Regions from separate parts of the Homo sapiens genome. Here region 1 is linked to region 2. Evidence: read pairs that join two places in POLR2A ChIA-PET (ENCODE). Cell type or tissue: PC-3. All regions are shown on one strand. Links, peaks and the distances in the headings refer to the core of each region. The heading gives the core; the rest is flanking DNA. Region 1 overlaps STPG2 (sperm tail PG-rich repeat containing 2). Region 2 overlaps STPG2 (sperm tail PG-rich repeat containing 2).

Region 1 (5,396 bases), core at 197-5,196, 93 kb before region 2:
TTTCTTTTTTACCTCTGATTTTATTTATTTGGATCTTCTCTTTTTCATAGTTAGTCTGGCTAAAGGTTTGTCAATTTGTTTATCTTTTCAAAAAACCATTTTTTGTTTCATTAATCTTTTGTATAGTTTTCTTCATTTCAAATTCATTTATTTCTACTCTGATCTTTATTATTTCTTTTCTTTTACTAATTTTGGGTTTGGTTTGCTCTTGCCATTTTAGTTCTTGAAGATGCATCATTAGGTTCTTTATCTGAAATTTTTCTACTTTTTGGTGTAGGGGCTTATTGCTATAAACTTTCCTCTTCTTAATGCTTTTGCTGTATCTCATAGGTTTTGGTATATTTCCATTATCATTTGTTTCAAGATTTTTTTTTTTCTTTTTTTGAGACAGGGTTTCACTCCTGTTACCCAGGCTGGAATGTAGTGGCATAATCATGGCTCACTGCAGCCTTGACTTCCTGGGCTCAGGTGATCCTCCTACCTCAGCTTCCTGAGTAGCTGGGACTACAGGTATATGCTGCCATGCCTGGCTAATTGTTTTTGTGTTTTTGTAGAGACGAAGTCTCCCCATGTTGCCCAGGCTGGTCTTAAACTTCTGGGTTCAAGCAATCCTCCTGCCTTGGCCTCCCAAAGTGCTGGGATTACAGGTGTGAGCCACCATGCTCAGCCCATTTCAAGATATTTTTAAACTTTCTTCTTAATTTCTTCATTGACTCACTGATCATTAAGGAGCATATTGCTTAATTTCCATGTGTTTGTATAGTTTCCAAAATTTCTCTTGTTATTTATTTCCAGTTTTATTCCATTGTTGTCAGAGAAAATACTTGATATGATTTCATTTTTTTGAATTTTCAAAGACTTTTTGTGGACTAACATATAGTCTATTCTTGAGAATGATCTATAGGCTGAGGAGAAGAGTGTGTATTCTGCATTGAGTGAAATGTTCTGTAAATATCTCTAGGTCCACTTGTTCTATAGTGCAGATTAAGTTTGATGTTTCTTTGTTGATTTTCTCTTTGGGAGATCTGTCTGGTGCTGAAAGTGGGGTGTTGAAGTCTCCAGCTGTTATTGTATTGGTGTATATCTTTTCTTTAGCTCTTATAATATTTGCTTTATATATCTGTGTTCTCCCATGTTGGGCACATTTGTATTTATAATCATTTTATCTTCTTGCTAAATTGACCACTTTGTCATTATATAATGACCTTCTTTGTCTCTTCTTACAGTTTTTGTTTTGGAATCCATGTTGACTGATGTAAGTATAGCTACTCTTGCTCTTTTTTGGCTTCCATTGGCATGGTGTGTCTTTTTCCATCCTTTTACTTTCAGTCTCTGTGCATCTTTATAGAAGTGTGTTTCTTGTCGGCAGCATAACACTGGGTCTTTGAAAACATCTGTTCAGCTGCTCTATGTCTTTTAATTGGAGAGTTTAGTCCATTTACATTCAATGTTATTATTGATAAGTAAGGACTGACGTCTGCCATTTTGTTATTTGTTTTCTGGTTGTTTTGTGGTCTTCTCTTCCTTTTTTCATGCCTTCCTGTCTTCCTTTTCGTGGAAGTGATTTTCTTTGGTGGAATGCTTTAATATTTTGCTTATATGTTGTATGTTTTTTGATTTGAGGCTACCATGAGGCTTCCAAATACTATCTTGTAACCCATTATTTTAAACTGTTGTAATTCTAATTATATAAGCAAATAACATGCAGAAATAAACTAATAAAAGCACTACACTTTAATTCTCTGTTTTTTTAACTTTTTGTTGTTTTTCCTTATGTCCTATTGTACTACCTAGGTCTTGTAGTTGTTATTTTTTATTGGTTCATCATTTGGTCTTTATACTTAGTCAAGTATAAGCTTATTTTAACAAGCATAAACAACTATATACTTTGTTAAGTATAACACTGTAATTTCGTGTTTGGGAATTTACCTGATGTTCTATTATACTGTGGCTAAGCTAGCACTCAAACTATAATATGAAGTCCTTCTTGACCTACACTCCCCTTTCCACAGGCAGAGGAGCCTCTCCCTGTGTCCACTACCACCACTGATCCATGGGGGTTTGAGGTGGAGGGGTTGTGCTAGGCCACTGCCAATGTTCACTTAAAGCCCAAGGGCTCTTCTGTCAGTTTGTGATGAATGCTGCCTGGCCTGGGACACACCCTTCAGGTCAGTGGGCTCCCCTCTGACCCAGGGCAGGTCCAGAAATGCTGTCCAAGAGCCTAGGCCTGGACTCGGGGACCCCAAAAGCCTGCTTGTTGCTCTACTCCACTGGTCGAGTTGGTGCGAGACAAAGTCCCCTTTACTCTGCTTTTTAAAAACAGAATGAGTCTTTCACTGTAGCCACCACAGCTGGGAATGTGCTGGGTTGTCACTGAAGCCAGCACATTTCAGAACCCAAGGCACAAGGCAAACTCCCTAGTTATCACTGCTGATTATTCAGGGCCCAAGGGCTCTTTAGTCAGCAGGTAATGAATCATGCCTTTGCTTCAAGGCAGCAGGTTTCCTTTTGGCCCAGGGTGTGTCTAGAAATATCATTCAGGAGCTAGGGCCTGGAATGGAGGCTTCACAACTCTGCTCAATACTCTATCCAAAGTCCTCTTTACTCTTCACTCTCTTTAAGCAGAAGGAAGGAGTCACTTTCATTGCTATAAGCTGCACTGCCTGGGATTGTGGGAGGCACGGCACAAGCTCTCCTTTAGCTGCACCAGCTGGTATCTCCCTAGGTCCTGTGCTATCCTAGCTTCCTGGCTCTAAACCCAGTCTACTACTATGAATTGCCTAGAAATTGCAGTCCTTCTGTCCTAGACTGTCTTTCAAGTTTACTTAGGACCCCAGAGCACTTCACTCCGTGTAACAAGACTTCCTGAGAAACTCTAGTTCCAACCACTGGGATGGGTGATTCCCCTCTGGCTAGGGCTAGTCCAAATGCTCCTTCTATGCATGGGTGCTGGCTGAGCTCAGCATGGCTTTATTCTCCACTCTGACAGGGCAGCACCAAGTTCAATGTAAAGTCCCCCAATTGCTGTGCTTTGCCTCTCCAAAATGTACTGATTCTGTCTCTGTGCTGCATGGCTACAGTTGGGGGATGGGGAAGGAGTGACATCGATGATTCAAGACTATATCCCCTGCCTTCCTCAATGCCTCTTTTAGCGTTATGAAGTCAAAACCATGTACTGTGATTGCCACCTGGGTTTTGGTATTTGTGACGGTGCTTTTCTTCATGTAGATAGTTGTTAAAATTTTGTGTTCCAGCAGGAGAGATGAATGGTGTAGGCTTCTATTCCATCATCTTTATCCCCCTCCTATAGTATCTTTGGATTTAAGCATTTTCTGATATTGCAACAAAATGTGTAATAATATGAATATAATATTTTAATCAATGTGAGTTTTTTAAATCATAACTGTCCTTGAATTTACTTAATTTGTACATGTAGTATTGTTTTAATATATCTTTTGAATATTTATGACATTATAATTTACTGAGAATTCCTGTTAAAAAACACAAATATTAACTTTTATGCAACCTGAATAGTTCACTAAGGAATGTCTTGCCTTTGGCAATGAAAAATTTTTTAGTATCTTTCTTAATATTAACAAAGTCTTTAAGATAAATCTTTACTATGCAAAAACATTTGGTAATTGTTTCTATTGAAGTTCTTTAATTTGGTAATACAAAATATATGAAGTTGCTGTGTTAGCTTTGTATTAGGTCAAATAACTGAGTACAGTTTCACTAGGTGGCGCCAATACTTTGGCTCTTTATTGACATAACACCTTATTTATTCATTCATTTCTCAAATTCATTAAAACAAATGCCTAAAAATTATGTGGCAAGATACGAAAATTTGCCTTGAAGTTCATTTGAGCAAATCCTAAACTGGAAATTTTAGTTCTTTTGGCAGTTCTGCCAAATGAAAATACCTTGGAACTATTTAAAAATATTATTTAGATTCTAGCTGCAAACTAAGTTATTTCTATTCATCTATATAAATTTATCAAAATTATTAGACTTTTAAAAGTTATATTAAAAGATGTTATTTATAGACTAGGTTATTCTCTTGATTAGTATAAAATTTTAGGTTACATAAAATAATTTACTAATATAGATCTTAAATAGAAAGTTTTAGTTTCAAATAAGTAAAATTATGCTAAACAGGTTAATAATAAGGACATGAAAGGGAGAAATAATTTAAAACTTTCTGTGTTTTTTTCTTTAATGGGTGGATTATTCCATTAATTTCAATGTAAACATTTTTACTTTCTTCCTTATCATTGTTAGTCTTTAATATTTATTAAATTATCTGGTTACTTGGCTTTATAACAGGCACTTGGCAATTTATTACTGTTAGTAATATGTGGTAGTGGCCTTGGTTTTGAGGGTGAACAGAGACTTAAGAAGACTTGCACATAATTAAACACGCTTTTCCCCCCAAACCTAAATTAGTTGTTCATGTTACAGTTACTGTATCTCAAATTCTGATTGCTCACTTTTCCCATTTTCTAAGGAAAGTTTTTCAATTTTTAAATTATGGATTTTAAAGAAGTGAAAAAAGTGTCAATAAAGATGGAAGGGTTGAATTATTAAAAGATAAATGGACAAAATTATATGTGAGAGAAGGAGTGAGGAAGAGATTGAAAATATTTAGTTATTGCTTAAACAATAATTCAGTATCTTTTGGGAGAGCACCTTATCTCTTCAAGTCTTATTGTAAAATAGTTTGTACTGCACTGAGTGAGTTTTATATACCAAAGTCATACTCATTCATGGTAAAATTTTAAGATGTGTATAAAATAAATAAAACCTTTTGTATTTATTTATGGTTTAGTGGTAAAGAATTCAGACTTTGGAATCACACTGCATTCAATTTCTTGCTCCATCACATACTAGGTGTGTGATATTTTGCTATTCTAAGCCTCAATATTCTTCCTTTTAAGTCTCTAAAATATGAATAATAATACTCTACAAAAAGGTTATTGTGAGAATCCAATGATATCTGAATATATATGTATATACACACAATGCTTAACACAGTGTCTGACATTTGTTAATATTCAGTAAATGATAGTTATTATTACTCAATGAACAATTAATTGAACACCTATTATATGCTGTGGATAGAAAGATGATGAATAGGGCAAAGCTTCTTGAATCAAGGAGTTCACATTCCTCAATGGAAGATACAAATATCTAAACAATTATACAATGAGATCCAAATAAAGTCAATGAGGCTTAAAAGGAGAAATGCGTTGATTTTGCTTGGGGAATGATAGAAATCAAGAAAGGATTCTAAAGTGTGTTAGAGTTATATTTTGAAGGACAAGTAGCTATTTGTCAGACGGAGTACAACATTCCAGGCAATGAGGATTTGTAAAGCCACGAAGGTGTGAGAAAGC
Region 2 (5,396 bases), core at 77-5,076:
TGTTTTTTTCGTCTTTGGAGAAAAAAAAAACTGATGATGTATTATTTAGCTAATTTGTAAGCCAATTCCAAATGTTCCAACAGAGCATGAGCAACTAATTTCCAGGACTGAAAACCACTTAAGAGTGGATTAGAAATGTAGTCAGTGTTGTCTTCCAAGTTGAAACACCCAACCTTCCAGCTTCTGCCTGTAAAATATTACAACTTTTCATCTGTTAGAGTGCTGACAGTAGTCTTTGAGCCAGCACTCCATAATTTCTGGGCCATTTATGTTTAATATGAATATCCAGACTTATCAGACAGCCATTAAACTGTTGGCACTATTTGTAGTGATCAATGATTGTGAATTCAGAATTTTCTAATTAAGTAGAAGCTAGCAAGAGAAATGAACTGCAAATATAACCTAAATTATAAATTAAGCTGCCCACCATTGAGTTGCATATAGCTGCCTTGGTGAAAGACTGCAAACAATATTATCCTTCTCATTGAAATAAAACTTATTTTTATGCTAATTTAAAAATGTATGGCTGGTTTTTATTACCAAAATTAAGAAACATTTTTTAAAAAGTACTTAAATTGATGATCTTCATGTGCACTAATTACCCATTAATGAGTGTGCACTTTAAAAAACTTTAAAAAACGCTGTTATTAAAGACATAAGCAAAGAATTTCCTTCATCTTCAGTGTTAATTGCCTTGTTGTTTGTCTTAATGTTCTTAGGTAATTACAAGTAGTCTCAATTTAGGGAATGAGAATTTCTCCATCATTTTCTTGACCCTACATCCATATGAAATCCATATTGACATTCCAGCACACAGAGTCAGAGAAAGTTCTTATTCTGGTACTTTTATTACTTGATGACCTCATCTTCATTTTAATAAGATGAATAAGATGACCTTATTCATCTGCTTGAGGGGTCTATACATCTGGCCAGCTGAGCTACTTTCCTACTTCTTTTTCTGATTGCCATTGCCCATCCTCCGTATACTTCTTTGAGCAGAAGATATGGGAAATTCTAATTTATTATGTTCACTAACTTGTGAATATAATAGGAAGTTAGGTATTATGTTTTATAACAATGAGAATTGCAAAGACAAAATCAGTCTTTTTACGCTATCAGGTATTATTTGATGTCACTCAGTATTCTTATTACCACATAATAATTTACTTAAATAAATATGAGTAATTGGGCCCTTTTCCTATACAGCACTTCAGAGATTTCTTCAGACCAATGCAATCCTAGTTTCAGAGCTATTAGTGTGTGTAAAGATCATGAAACCCTGCTACTACTTATAAACATGGACATTATAATTTCATCATGATAATACTATAACTAGGCTTAGAAAATGCCAACTCATTGATCAAACCTCTTTTAGACTTTGATTTCACTAGATCTGGAGTTATGTATATGGAGTAATATATATTTTTTTGTCAGCCCTTATGTCATCCACGTAGAAGAATATTTTTAAATATACTTATACTCTAAGATATTAAAGAGCTAAGTGGGGAATCTGGTGGCTTATGGGCTGAATTTAATCCACAGGTGTATTTTTATAGTTATTTCATAGTTGCTAAAAATTGAGTTAGTTGCCAATGTTTGTAACTTGTGAAATTTCACATACAAATCCAGACTTCCAGTTTGACTTAAAAGTGAACAAAAGAATTTAATAATAGCCAGTTGGGGCTGATTAAATGCTGCTCCTGAGGATAAGCATGAGTGATTTCCTGTACGCCGTTTTCCATTTAGCACTTATTTGCCTGCCTTGTCCTAGCAGGCATTTGAATTCTCTGTCTTTGCAAGTGTAATAATAATTAATCTTATATGGGTACTTTAGCTTCATTTGAGATTTATAACCCTTAACATTATTTCATTTGGATGTGTTTAATTGTCTGTGTATTATTCATTAAGTGATAATGTTTCTTTTCCTTTTAAAAAGAGGAATTTGGACTTGTAAAGAGCAGGAAGACTATACTGACATTAAGGAACTCTGTGGAAGTTCACGTTGCATTGCATAGTAATAAATGTTAATGAACTCCGAACATTTACATAGCACCATTTTACCAAAATAGACATTATAAATCTTGACTGCTACTAGATAGTGTACCACATAGGGTATAGTAATTACAGGAAACCTATACAAGCTATTTGTATAGATTTCCTCTTGGTGAAAAAATTTTGAGTACAAAAGCCTTATATAATTCTTGATTATTGTGGTGAGATTTTCAGGATGGCCACATTTACTCATATTTACTTTACTTCAGAACTTGGGAGTGTAGCTTCAGATTTACGATATTAAATTTTTGACTCAGCTGAATTACTAATACCAGTGGTGACACAAATTGTTACTCAGCAGATGTAATACGGAATCAAAGTGGCTTTTCATCAGTTTTACTCAATTTCATGTTTGGTTAAAACTGCATAAGACAACCATCAACTCCAAAGCAATACTAATATACAGTAAAACCTAGCAGCTTACATTTAAATTCTGCCTTTCTTGATTTACTTGCCTAAATTTATATGGAAAAGCTACTTTTGGTTTCCATTTCTGTTACTGAACATATAGTCAGCTAACTAGTATATGATTTATCCTGCAAAACATGCCCTGTCACCAATTAAATTTTTCTCATTTGAATGGCATATACCCTAAGTGCTGCATCTGAGACCCAGTGACACTTGCAATGGTATTATTGATTAATACAAAGTTAATTTTCAAATTATTTATTTTTACTTAGAGTTTTCCTTACCATGTTTATGTGATTTTGTTTAAATTTAATCAGTTTAAAAGGAACCACATAGAGCATGTTTGTTTACTGAGAACAGAAACAAAGAATGCATTATACTTTCTAAATTAACCAAAATTTACGTTGCAATTATGCAAACAATTGTAATAGATATATGTTCTTTTCTACAGTTTCAAGTCAAATTTATATATTTCTGTATTCAATCAATCATGAGGTTAGATCACTTAAAGAGTTAACTGTATTTAGCACATACTTTTAAAATATAGTCCATTTAAAATAAAAGAACTATTTTCTTTTGTTAAGAAGATAGTGTCAAGTATAATCATATAGCAAAAATTAGGTTGATAGAAGTAGCCTGAAAATATTGTAAGTTTCAAACTTTCATTTTAAGTTGCTTATAAGTTTGTTTTTCCTTATTATAAGATGACATAACAGAAAGAGGATGCTGAATATTATCTTGTTTTTAGGAATTAAAATTGATATATTTTCATTAGCTCTGGAAAATGGAATAGTTATCAGTCTGATGAAAATATTCAATCTAGATGTTAGCTGGAAAATATAGTAAATGATATCAAGATTATATTAGAGTAGAGTCTAAAGAGTAGAATGATCCACAGGTTCATATGGGCCATTATAAAGAGATTAGTGATATTAACAATATAGTATTAAAATGGATATAATACTGAGAACCACATAAATATTACATAATATTATTAGCCGTTTTCACTTTTTTCTCCACAGAAATTCTCTGGACACCACATTTAATTTCATGGCCTCAGATGCCATGTATATACAATAATCACTTCCAAATATACAGATCACTTCCAATGTGTATTTACAGCCCTGACCTCTCCACTGAGCTCCAGACCTCCATGAATTATTGTCTATATGACACCTGCCCCTTGGTTTACAGGAACTACAAAACTAACATTTCAAAATTAAATTAGTTTTTCTCCCAACCTTGCCCTGGTTTCTTTTTTGTTTTTTGAGACAGAGTCTCACTCCGTCACTTAGGCTGGAGAGTAGTGGCATGATCTCAGCTCACTGCCACCTCTGCCTCCTGGGTTCAAGCGATTCTCATGCCTCAGCCTCCCGAGTAACTGGAATTACAAGCCCATGCCACCACGGCTAATTTTTGTATTTTTAGTAGAGATGGGGTTTTGCCATGTTGGCTAGGCTGGTCTCCAATTCCTGACCTCAAATGATCTGCCCACCTCGGCCTCCCAAACTGCTGGGATTACAGGCATGAGCCACTGCGCCTGGCCTTGCCCTGGTTTCTCTTTTCTCTATCTGATAATTGCTTACATTCATTAGCCAGGAGTGTGTCATAGTCACCTCTATGTGAAAGATGGCTAGGAAAAGGGAAGTTGGTAACTAGGATTGTGCTAGAAACCAATACTATCTGTCCCAACCACTTGCAAGCTATGTTGTTTTTGAAATAATTTCTTTGTGGCACAGTTTTTAAAAATCTGTGAATTGAAATGTGCCTGGCAAATACTATGTTCTTGGTAAATATTGTTTCAGTTATTTGTTTCTGCATAGCCAGTCACTCCAAAATGTAGTGCCTTAAAACAAATTGTTATTTTCCATGATTGCCCCAATAATGTCAGACAGGGTTCGATTACTAAAGCAAAATGACAATGCTTAAATCTATAGTTTATTACAGAAAAAAAAATACAAATAGAAAGAGCATTAAAGTTAAGAATATTCTTTATAGTCAAAGACCGTAGGGTTTCAGAGAGGCCAGCGTGAACTTTTTCTCCCCTCTCTAAGGCCATAACAGGACATGCTTTCTGTCTTGGATCAGGAACCACTGACATGTGCATGGAACACCACAGAATCAGGGAGCACAAAATGGAGTCTTGCCAGGGTTTTTTACACTCTGCTGGACATTTAGGTATATTATTACCTAACTAGCACCAACAGTAGAGCCCTCCATGGGTCTCACTGACACCAGGTACAAATAATCACTTTCACTGTTATTGATTAGCAGTGCTCACAAGCTGATGCAAACCACTCCAAAACTCATAGGACCCATACTTACAAAACAATAATATTAATTAGTAGTTTCGTATTTTGACCAGGGATCAGTGCCTTTTAGGTACTTTAGCAAAATGGCTCATGCTGATTCCAAACTTACTGGAGTTAACCTTCTCAGTAGAATGCTTCTCTGGGTTCACTGGGCTTAGGTAGTTTTTCTGATGCATGTAGTATTTCTAGTCCATGTCGTATCAGCTGGGGTGACTCATTTGGCTGCATTCATTTGGTGCTGGGGCTGGAATATCCAAGATATTTACATGTATGACACCTCAGAGGGGTTGGCTGTAATAACTGGGAGTTGGCTGGGCCTCATTTTTTGTCTAGGTAGTTAGACTACTTGTAAGGACGCTCTGGGCTCTGAGAGTGCAAATGTGGAACATATGCATGTTAAGGCCTAGGCTCAGAATTGGTGCTACATAATTTTCACTGTGCCAGTCAGATTCAAGGTGAGGGAAATGGATTCCATCTTCTAATGGAAGCATGGGATTACAGGGATAAGAGGCATTTTTGGTGACCACCTTTGTAGACAATCTATCATGACTCATTATTGTTCTAATTATTATTTTATCATCACCGAACTATTTTCTAGTCAAAGAAGATATTGTCTCTTGACCG

The links. Peaks named below come from ENCODE experiments on the same cell type or tissue, not always from the same donor. Only the 100,000 strongest peaks of a DNase experiment are listed, where the experiment ranks them.
Region 1: POLR2A ChIA-PET joins it to region 2 with 5 read pairs; 1 of 35 experiments calls an interaction of 5 or more read pairs at or near these places.

The regions. Positions count from the first base shown.
Region 1 is chr4:98,091,386-98,096,781 of GRCh38, reverse strand. All of the region lies in intron 5 of STPG2 (sperm tail PG-rich repeat containing 2), which reads left to right. Among named protein-coding and RNA genes, the nearest start is that of STPG2, 49 kb to the left of the region's middle. In PC-3, for the core only: a CTCF peak has its summit at 3,747 (motif pointing right); a DNase peak (open chromatin) is centred at 2,451; H3K27ac peaks cover 446 bases.
Region 2 is chr4:97,998,031-98,003,426 of GRCh38, reverse strand. All of the region lies in intron 5 of STPG2 (sperm tail PG-rich repeat containing 2), which reads left to right. Among named protein-coding and RNA genes, the nearest start is that of STPG2, 140 kb to the left of the region's middle. In PC-3, for the core only: no CTCF peak of the experiment used is centred there; a DNase peak (open chromatin) is centred at 2,296; H3K4me3 peaks cover 559 bases; H3K27ac peaks cover 2,174 bases.